Linked DNA regions of Mus musculus: region 1 is linked to region 2. A link is a loop called in an ENCODE intact Hi-C map of the cell type or tissue named here. Cell type or tissue: left cerebral cortex. All regions are shown on one strand. Each heading gives the region's core, and the rest is flanking DNA. Links, peaks and the distances in the headings are about the cores only. Region 1 overlaps Agbl4 (ATP/GTP binding protein-like 4). Region 2 overlaps Agbl4 (ATP/GTP binding protein-like 4).

Evidence for each region. Peaks named below come from ENCODE experiments on the same cell type or tissue, not always from the same donor. Only the 100,000 strongest peaks of a DNase experiment are listed, where the experiment ranks them.
Region 1: it touches region 2 in a loop (2.7-fold over the local background); 2 of 42 quality-filtered maps call a loop at or near these places.

Annotation. Positions count from the first base shown.
Region 1 is chr4:110,999,169-111,004,555 of GRCm38, reverse strand. The region is part of intron 4 of Agbl4 (ATP/GTP binding protein-like 4); the gene reads right to left. Among named protein-coding and RNA genes, the nearest start is that of Bend5, 410 kb to the left of the region's middle. In left cerebral cortex, for the core only: no CTCF peak of the experiment used is centred there; a DNase peak (open chromatin) is centred at 2,718; H3K27ac peaks cover 399 bases.
Region 2 is chr4:111,307,076-111,312,462 of GRCm38, reverse strand. The region is part of intron 5 of Agbl4 (ATP/GTP binding protein-like 4); the gene reads right to left. Among named protein-coding and RNA genes, the nearest start is that of Bend5, 110 kb to the left of the region's middle. In left cerebral cortex, for the core only: a CTCF peak has its summit at 3,362 (motif pointing right); DNase peaks (open chromatin) are centred at 3,364, 4,134, 4,628 and 5,088; H3K27ac peaks cover 1,387 bases.

The sequences.
Region 1 (5,387 bases), core at 236-5,235, 310 kb after region 2:
AGTCACATGCAAGATAGCAACGAGTCTCTCTTTGCAGCAATTGTGTTTGTGACTACCCGTTACTAATCTAATCTCCCTGGTCTTTAGAGAAAGTAAGAAAAATTAATGTCAATTGATAGCTCTAAATTTATGATCTACTGGAACTGTATTCTTCTCCTGTGCTTTATGATTTAACTCTTTTAGTGTAAAGAGAGAAGTGAAAACTGAACTGTACAGACATTGCTGCTTTACTAGTTACAATGTGAAGTCTAGTGAAATTAAGAGGCCTGTGTAAAGTCATGAATTTAGTAACTTCAGGCGCTGGGAATCAATAATTCGATCTAAACTCAGGGTTTTTTTTTGTAATATAGCAAATATTTTAAGTGTTATGTTCCTTGGGTTCTGTGGCTTTTCTCAACTTTTATACTGTGAAACACAATATCAACCCATTCACTCATTCTTTTTGGTGGTTGTGTTGCAATTATATAACAGCCACTATAGAAAATACACACACACACACACACACACACAAAAAAAACTACACTACATCTGAGGTAGGGTAGTATTTTTGTTCACCATTAACACACAGTACAGAGTAGAATGCTGTTATATAATATTCTTTTAATAAATGAGTAATTATATGGTCTTGTGTGTATGTAGCCATGTAAACAGGTTATGACACTAAGCCATGTCAACTACCAAGGTACTTAATGTTTGTTAACTAGTACTATATCTAGCTTGCTATGAGAACACCCAAGAGAGGTTTTTTTTCTCTAGCAGGGTGAAAGAAAGCAACTGACATTGAGCCACATCTACAACATTAGGATGAACTAATGGGAGGGGTAAAAATTTCCCAAACAGTGAACAGCATGTGCAAAGACAGTGAGATATGCAACAGTGAAACATATTTGGGGAAGTGTAAGTTGAAATGAGTTAAGTATGCATAAATCACAGAGTGAAAAGTTTTGAAGTTGCTAAGGATTTTAACTTTATTCTGAAAATGCTTTGGATTTAATGAAGAGTTTCATGCAAAATAGTGACATGTTGATATTTGTCTATAACTTAAAAATAATTAAAAATCTTAACATGAACCCAGCAAGAGGTCTTGAGGATTTGACTTTCATAAATGTTTGACTCATTGTCTATGCGGGATCCAGTAGTTGACTGTGTGCCTTCATATGTATATGTATAAAAAGCAATATTAGCAATAACATTTTCCTTAATTAATTTTCCCATGACTGAATTCCTATTTGAATATTCATTCCTACAGCAGCACTGTGTGTTGTGATGCACTTCGGCAAAATTAACTCAACGATTGCTTCTTTCCAATTTTAATATTCCATTGGGTTTTCTATTCCCCAAAACTCATTAGTATCTGAGTGCATTGCCGAAGAGAAACAAGAGCGAGGCATATTGTGTGAATGTGAGTTGAAGAAAAGAGACAGCTGGCACGAGAATTTTCTAATAAAGCTCCCCAAGGACTGTTATGTCTTAACAAAAAAAAATGAAAAAAAAAAGAAAAAAAGAAAAAAGAAAAGAGAGAGAGTTTTTTGAGCTACTCCTTTGTACTAAACCCTCTGAATTTTACTCACATCTAATACAAATGTTGGCAAAGGCCAAATTTTACTTACTGAAATTTCTCATGGGTCTGTTTCTCAAAATTTCTGATGGTGTTAAGAGCTTGTATGAAGATTTATTTCAACATACACATGTTTGCATATACAGATGACATATTTTTAATCTTCAGAAAAAATATATCCCAATATGTGTTTGACTGTCCTTTGCAATGCTCCTGCTGTGGTCATGGTTTAGTTTGACCACGCAGTTCCACCCATGTCTTTCCATTTATTCACTATATTCATAACACTATTTCTTCACAGAATGATTTTATCATCATCTTTATATAGTGCCATTCTAACCATCTTCAAGTTATAGGTCAAATATTTTGTCCTTCAAGAAAGTTTGAGAATCTTCTAGTGCTAATATTATTGCAATCGTGTGGATTTGATATATTTACTATCAAATTACATATGAGGACACTGCGGTTCAGAAAGTGTAAGTTGCCAAAAAACTATGAGGGCAAAATTATTACAGTGTGCAATTTCGGCAGGAAGATGAGGCAACCCCACAAGTTCATATAAAACCACAGAAACTGTTTTTGCTGATTTAATTTCCTACTGGTGAAGATAAAACAAACTTGTGATTAACCTTGAGCAATGGATAGAGTGGGAATTCTGAAGGCAAAGAGTAGATAGAGAGTATTCCAGGTAGGAGGTTACCTCAGTGGAAAATACATGATGCATAGGGAAGCTAGAGGGTGTTGAGAAGCCATGACTTACCTAACTACATCTAAGTCTCTTTAAGGATCAGGAAGCAAAGAGAAAGCCGAGAGCCTGGGTAGAGGAAGTGCATTGTTTACACAATTCACAACATACCAGGGGAAATATAAAGTACTAGGACTAGAGCGTATATAGCTAATTGATAATTACTAAAGGCCACATGGGCAGTGCATGGAGTAGAGACACAACACCACCTGAAGCTGATTTGATGACAAAGTTTTACAAAAGAAAAATATTGAAATGCCTGTAGGAAGAGGAATGATTAGGAAAAAGCGTTTTTGGGGAAGGAAGAAATGTGAGGGCACGGAACAAGGCAGAACATTGCATAAAACAAGTAAAATCAGTCCCTAAACTGGGTCAGGAGGCAGGGAGGTGTGAGGGGGAAGTAGCAAGAACTTCCTTCTTGTTTTTAATGTGTTAAGACTGTTTTAGTTCAATGTGAGGCATGATCAGGAAGAACATATGTCCAAGTTTCTCTTGTTTTGAAGTGTTGATTGGTATAACTAAGAGAATGCTAAAATAGATCTATAGACACACTGAAACATTTCTAAAGCAATATCATCACCTATTCTGAGGGCCAAGAAGGATTCAGTATACTCCGTGTGCTAACATACAGCTGGCCCTTGACTGTAATGTTAATGTAAGACAAACAGCATCCTTCCAGCCTGGCTTGGTGGACTTCCCTTTAGTAGCCTGGGAATTTTCACAAGAGTTGTGATGCTTTGTTTATCACTAGCACATTCATAATATACTTGAAAAGCCATTTCTCCTGTCCATGACATTTACTGTGCCCTTTTCTGTAGAGCCTATTACATTGAGGACAGTGTTTATGAGGACGGAGATGTTATGTTTTACCACCACATCTACAGAGCCTACTATGCAGCAATATATTTATTGATTAATCACATAGAAAAAAAAAAGATGGACTAGAAATCCTAGGTTTAGTTCCCAGGTCTGTTGTGTAGTAACTGTTTACTGTTAATAACTAGCAATTGTTTTTAACATTGATTAATAATTTACTACTAGGCAAATTGTGTAAAGTTCCTGAGTATCTATGAAATGGGAAACAGAAGTTGTCCTGTTAGAGTCACAGATAATTGTGAGGAAGAAGCACTTAGAGCAATATTATATGATCAGCAAAAAGAGGTAAGGTAAGATACCCATAATAAAGGAGTCCCTATTTCTAGTTCTATACATCCAACAACACTTTTAAAGCTCACAGCAGCTTTAAAAGACATTATCATTGCCTTCATCTTTCAAATGAAGACACTGAAACTCATAGATTGTTAGGATTTCATCCTTGTTTCTGACAAGCCAAATGTGGCAGAGCTATCCTGTCTGACTTTGTAATATCCCCTGTTTTTTATCTTCTGCTGTGTAAAAAAATATAGTTTTATTGAAATACTGACATTTAAATGTGATATTTTACAGAGCATATCATAGATGGTCAAAAGTCATTCTTGAAAGATATAGCAATTGCATCTGCCTTTGCATAGGAATAGACATGTTCTTGCCATAATTAACATGATGGTTAGCAGCAATCCTTGTAACTAGGGTAGTGTGATTTTGCAAACATATATTTGATTTGAATCAGCAGACCAGCTGATCCTTTTCCCAGTTCTGTTCAGTCTCCATTAGTAATGCTCATTTTGTGTGTTAAGTGCGTGGTAATATACACTTGTATGTATTGTCTTGGTAATATACACTGTATTTCTCATAACTATTTTCCTTCTTTCTTCCACTGTTCTTATAGCAATTTTAACAGTCCTGAGTATCTTTAGTTAGAACAAATTACGCCATATGAAGAAGAAGCATTGTTTTGTATGTTACCCTAACTTGGCTATTGCTTAGCTTTAAAACTTGGGTTCTTGAGAACTAGCCTTTCTCTACAACTTAGCAACAAGAATAAACTGGCTTATCATTGAACACAGGAAAGTATGGGACATTTGCACATACTTGGCACCTTGTAAATGTTGGTTTGTTTCATTTCTTGTATATCTTTGATATTTGAAATTATTGCTCAAAGACAATAGACTCAAAAATTAAGTCTACTACTTCTCTGTGGTGGGCCTCAGTTTCTCTATGTGCAGTGAAGCAGATCAACTTGATCTATGTTCATAATGCTTGAATTGTAATTATATCTTATACCTTTCAAAGTCAAAGTTCTACTAAATGAGCTGTGATGTGGTTAACAGCACTTTGAGAATGGAGTCAGCCCTGGTGAAGGTTGTTTTAGGATTCTGGAGCAGGAAGTCCAGAAATAAGAACTCTTAATTGTTAGAAAAACAAAAGATATATTTAAGCACTAAATGGTAATATTTAGTTTTTAATCAGTTTGTATAAAACCTAAAGGCAATAAGAATTAGAAAACCACAGAGAACATTAAAAGTGAAATGATCAACAATGTTCCAGCAATGGGGACAGGGAAAATAGAGAAGACCAATAACTTATAGAGTTGTTGGCTTTAAATTCCATCCCATAGACAGTAAGTAATTTCTAAGTGCCAAGAAGCTTGATAAGTATTGACTATTAAGGCAACACTTTTGTGACTATGGGCTGTGAGATGTAGAAGGACTAATGAGAAAGAAACCACAAGACCCTCAGTATGAGCATGGTGCACTTGTGGGCAATGAAGAGACCAATTGCTGCAATGACTGTGGTTATGTACTGAGATGTGGCTGGAAATGAAGAAGGCCAGGCAAATCACTATGAACGTCTCTCAGGCAGAACTAAGAACAGCAGAGTTTTTCTGATTCTTCTATGGTTATAAAACTACAAATAGAGGCCACTGTTATATAACTATATCTTGATATATTGAGCTAAATTTAGTTTTCTTAAATTTTTATTTGAGATATTTATAAATACCCAATCAATCCTTAGTGTTGAATATGAGTATTTACCTGTATGTGGATGTTCATTCATATGACTCTGCACATATATGCTCATGGATTAATGCATGCATGCACATGAGTGTGTGAAGACCAAGGTTAATGTTGAAGTCTTCCTTGACAGAACTCAAGAACTCTATTATAATTTTTGAGGCAGGTGTCTCATTGAATCTGGAGCTCC
Region 2 (5,387 bases), core at 314-5,313:
CACTTTATAGACCAGGCTGGCCTTGAACTCAGAAATCCGCCTGCCTCTGCCTCTCAAGTGCTGGGATTAAAGGCATGCGCCACCACGCCCGGCTGTATCCCATTTTATAATTGGGCTATTTGGTTTTCTGGAATCTAACTTCTTGAGTTCTTTATATATTGGATATTAGCCCTCTATCAGATGTAGGGTTAGTAAAGATCTTTTCTCAATCTGTAGGTTGCCAGACAAACATCAATCTTAAAGGCTGAATTGCATTCTTTATTGTATATATGACAATTTTTATTATTCATTTATATGTTGATGGAAACTTTGGCTGATTCCATATCTTTAAAAGAATTCCATATTTTGACTATGGTGTAGAATGCTGCACTTAACACAGGGGAGCAGACAGCTCTTTGATATATACTAATATAATCCCCTTTGGATACACACCTAGACAGAGGATCATGTATTTTAAGTGACTCAGAGTCATCTGTTGTTTTTTGTTTGTTTGTTTGTTTGTTTTGTTTTTTTCTTCAGTTACTCTAACAAGGAGTTTGTCTACTTTGTTTTCCTGGGAAATCAATTTCATTGATCCCTTAAATTTGTGTTTTAGTATCTATTTCATTTACCCATGCTTTAATCTTTATTTTTTTTATTTAGCAATTTTGGTTTTGGAGCTGAAGATGCATCTCAGTGGAAGATCTCTTACCTATCATGTGCAAGGCTCTAGGTTTGATCCCTATAATTGCAAAGCCAGGGGAATTGCTTCCTTCCTGGGTTTTAGAATTCCTTAGGTAGCACTGGTAGCCTGGTTATTTAGTTCTTTCTTTTTTGCCCATGAAGGTTCTGATTAGTTGAAACCCCATTGATAGTGCTTTTGTTTTAATGTGCTGTATTTCCACTTTCACTTATTTCAGAAAATGCTTTAATTTCCTTCTAAATTTCTTCCTTGACCATTTAGGAGAATGTTATTTGGTCTGTGTGTATTTGTATAAATTTCAAGGTTCTTCTGTTTTTTTTTTTCTAGTTTTATTGAACTTTGATCACAGAAGATACTCAATGTGCTTTCAACTTAAAAAAATTGGCAAGACTTGATTTGTGCACTGACACATTCTATCCTGAAGAATGTTCTGTGTTCTTTAGAACATTTTATTTCATTGCTATTATATGGGAGGTCACTCACTGGTTCTGTTTCCACAAGTGGGGCCAAGACAAAAGGAAGAGGGAGGTAACCATCTGGTTCAGGGTGTCCCTCCCACAGCATTCCACGTACACTTAGAAGTAAACACAAAAGCACAGTCACCACCCAAGTTACAAGTTGGCAGTACGATGAGGAAAGGGCAGGTATGGTAGGATGTCCTTAAAGCAAATACCTCCCCACAATGGGTCTGCATCAACCCAGGAGGAATCAGAATATACAACGTGATCTAGGAATGTTAGGATTCTCAATGTGATCTAGGAATGTTAGGATTCTCATGAAGGGATGAACAGAAAGAATAAGGGGTGTGCTGGAGGGGGAATGCTTGGCAACTGGCTTGAGTGGGTTGTCCTCCTCTTCAGAGATTCTTCAGTCCAGTTGGCCTGGCTGGAAGGTAGAAGCCTGAAAACTTTAGAGGCTGTAGGAAGGGAAGGAGCTCCAGGAGGCTCTCAAAGACTTGTCTTTCATGATACCTAGGTTCTTTGTCAGGTTACAGCAGGCCTTGACCTCCTTATACCTGTCCTAAGAGGTTTCTTATGAGAGTGTATGAGCACAGTTCATGTGTATGTGCGTCAATTTTGTTGTCACTTTGAGCTCCTCTCTCTAAGGATTAATTTCAGTGTACTTTGGGTATATTCATGGCTGATTTGAATCCAGATGCTGATATTTGACTTTACAGCACATGGATGTTTATAGCCTTCTCTAGATTTTTCTGTCATTTTGAAGAAGCTTTCAAAATGAAGCTTTGGGCATTCTCCAGTCTTTCTTGAATACCAACAAGCTGAGTATTTTCTCTTGTAATACTCGCCAACATTCCCATAATGTTTTTTAATTTTTGTTCTGCTTCACCCTTTTTATTTCTTTTGTTTTTTTCTTTAAACTATATTAATTCATTGAGAATTTCATACATTGTAGAATGTCTACAATACATTTTGATCATATTTATTCTGCACTCCTCCACCTAACTCCTCCTAGATCCATCAACCCCTTCCCTACCTGCTCCCTCCCTCCCTCATCTCCCACCACTGAGTTCCATTATTTCTGCTCAAATACTCACGGGTGTAGGGCCATCCATCAGAGAGTGGTCCAACGACCAGGGGCCACACCTCAAAGAAAACTGAGTCTTCAATTCCCAGAAGTCATCAACTAGGAGTTTCTTTTCCCTCACTTTCTCCATTTCCCCCATGTAAAATCTTTACTGGCTTGATCTCCTGCAGTCTGCCACAGCCGTTGTGAGCTCATTTGTGCAGCTGTCGGATGAATCCAAAAGATACAAGTCCTCACTCTTGTCTTCTGCAATAGTCCTTGAGCCTTGTGGGACAGTGGTGTGTGATGGCAGTCCCATTTGCGGTTGGGCACTCCACAGACACTTATTCCCATGTGGCTTTTCCAATAGGCTGTCTCCAAGCTCACCCAGTCTTCTCTTGTTTTGTTTTGCTAGTTATGACTTCTACTACACTTTTCATTTTGTTTAGTGTGCTTTTCAGTGCAAAGATCTGCTTGATTACAGAATAAATTCACTTCCACTGATGAAGTACTCAATTTCTTCTCTGTGTCTTTAAGGTGTTCATTGAGTCTCTTGACAGCATATGTTTAAATTCTTGTCCTGAGAATTGCACAGATCAGTTGATACAGCATGGCCCGTTTCTGGCATTTTATTTTCTTCCTAGGTATAGTATTAACTGCTCCAAAGGATTTTTTTTTTTTTTTTAGTGTTCTAGGTATAGTATTAACTGCTCCAAAGGATTTTTTTTTTTTTTAGTGTTTACCAAATTTTTAAGTAAAATCACAATAAATAAAAGCACCCCAATCACATGTCCAAATTACCCAGAGCTGAAGTCTGTACAACCCAGTGAACTTCTATTTAGTTAGAATAACCATTTGGAATGGAAGCTGTCCAATGTCACGTTAAATTTTATACTTTAAGTGTCGAATACCTTTAATGCATTTAGCCACCACGAAAAGCAAAAACATCCATGAAACAGATGAAATACAACAATTAACTTTATATCCCTGAAAGTTTTTGGAGGTTGTTGGCATATGACATTGACTATTCAGACTCCTCCCAATTTGGCTTTGCGTTTTCCCTTCCAGAAATGGTAAGCCAAGTTTCTGCCACTATATTAGCACTAGGTGGTGAGCTAAGCTTAGGTTTGCTGTGAGTTCTGGCTGATGTGTTGTCACTATTTTAGCACTAGAGGGCTCCACAGTTCCAAGTCTGTGCCCTCTTCACAGCTGCTATGTTGTTAGGAAATAGGTTATTGTTTTAAAATAGCCAAAAAAGGCTATCCTGTCCTAGCGAGCCTCTACTTGGGGCTCAGGTAGGCCCACAGACTTCATCCATAAATACCACCCTACAGTCAGGCACTCTGAGGTTCTGCATGGACAAACTTCATAGGCAGTAAAATGCCAGCCCTAGGTTCCTATGCAATGATGTGATGCCATTCTCCTTTTCTCCAGCTGGACACTGCCTGTGATCAGTGGTAAGCTAGGCAGGCATATCCAGGGCCATCAACATCACAATGCCAGGCTGCACCAGAGCTTAGAACCCAATCTGAGTAGTATAGCACAGGGACAGGACCAAGGACCACACTCCTGTGGTCTTACTGCTATAATGGTGGACTTGTGGGCTAAGGCCACTGCAGGATAAAAGTCTGAATAGGGTTCCAGGCTCTACCTGGTAGAAAAGTTAGGCATCGGTGTGAGGGTACAGTCATTGGTAACTCCTCTTAGAGTTCAACCAGATAGCACTGTGCTCAAAGACACATCTCATGCTTACTTCTGTATCCTACTTTGTCAAGTCTATGGTATTTCTCATTGCTGTAAGGCACAAAGAGCGGAAGGGCTAGTGGAGGCACTCCCTTGGCTGCAGGTACAAGTCTAGGGATGGTGGAGGTGGGAATCTGCTGAGTACTGGGCTGCAAGTACCAAGCTTAGACTTACTTGTCCCTCCCTTTTCCAAGTACAAGTCCATCTCTCTATATCGCTTTGCTTGGGACTTGGGGAATCCAGGTCACCTTTTCCTTTCTTCTTTGAATTTTTCTTATTATTATGCTAAAAGCAGGGACTAATATATCTGTGCTGCCTCTCTTAGTACTTGTAAAAATAGTTTCTTAAATGATGTTTTTGTGGACAGGTGATCACAAGGATGATTTTATTTTGCTTATTTTAATTTTAAGGGAACATTCATACAGCATTTGATAATGGCTTACAAGGTTTGTTTAGTTTAGCTTCTAATTGTCCCCCACCCCCAGCAGAGGTATGAGTGTATCCCCGCCGTTCTTTCTTCCATCTTATGTGCTAGTCCCTTAGTCCTAAACATTCAGCTACACTTCTTTTTTAGTTGGCTGCTTCCTACTCATTTTCTAAAGCTCAGATGTTCATGGTTACTACCATCTATAGACTGAAGTACTTATGAAATGCCAAGATTATGAGGTAATACAAGACTCTCTCCATCTGTCAGCCTTTCCTGAGCTCTGGGACGATTTCCCTGCTATCCCCCACAGCACGTTTGCTAACATCCTATGATTGCCTGTTGTTGTTTTTCCCCTCACTTGACTGAGCTCCTTGAAAGTGACAATTGTGTCCCACTCACATTGTGGTCTCAGCATCTAATCACAGAGCACAGCGCAAAATAAATACCCAAGAGATATTTTTTAATAAATTAATACGTAAACAGAATTGGAAGCTACTATAGATGTGCACACAGCTGGAGATCTGATGGTAAGGGGCTTAAATCTTTCCTTTGTTCTAGTTCGTTAGAGTTGCTATGTCTTTCTGCTCAGCACTTGTTAGATAACTAGTGGAATAAACCGGAAAAGGGTCTGATTACTCATAAACAAAATAGAAGGCATTAATTGTAGTTGCTCAGGCCCTCGTTTCTCAGCTACAGTCCCCCAGGGGGCCCTCCTGTTCCAGGCTGCCTACTCTACTAGCCCTCTGCAGAGGATGAAGCATGAACTTAGCTATAGCAGCAGCTTTTCGGGAGCTGCCACAGAATGAATCGCCTGTTATCGGCCAGGCATTGAACTTTGCGCTCTGCATCTATCACTTGACTCAAATCTTGATGATTGTCCTTATTGTTTTTATTCTAAGCAACATAGCTTTTCCCCTCTGTATGAGAGTATATCAACTATACAAAATAATGAGTTTCAATGGGATAGAACATACTGTGCAGATTATGTACCTTGATCATATTTGAATCTGT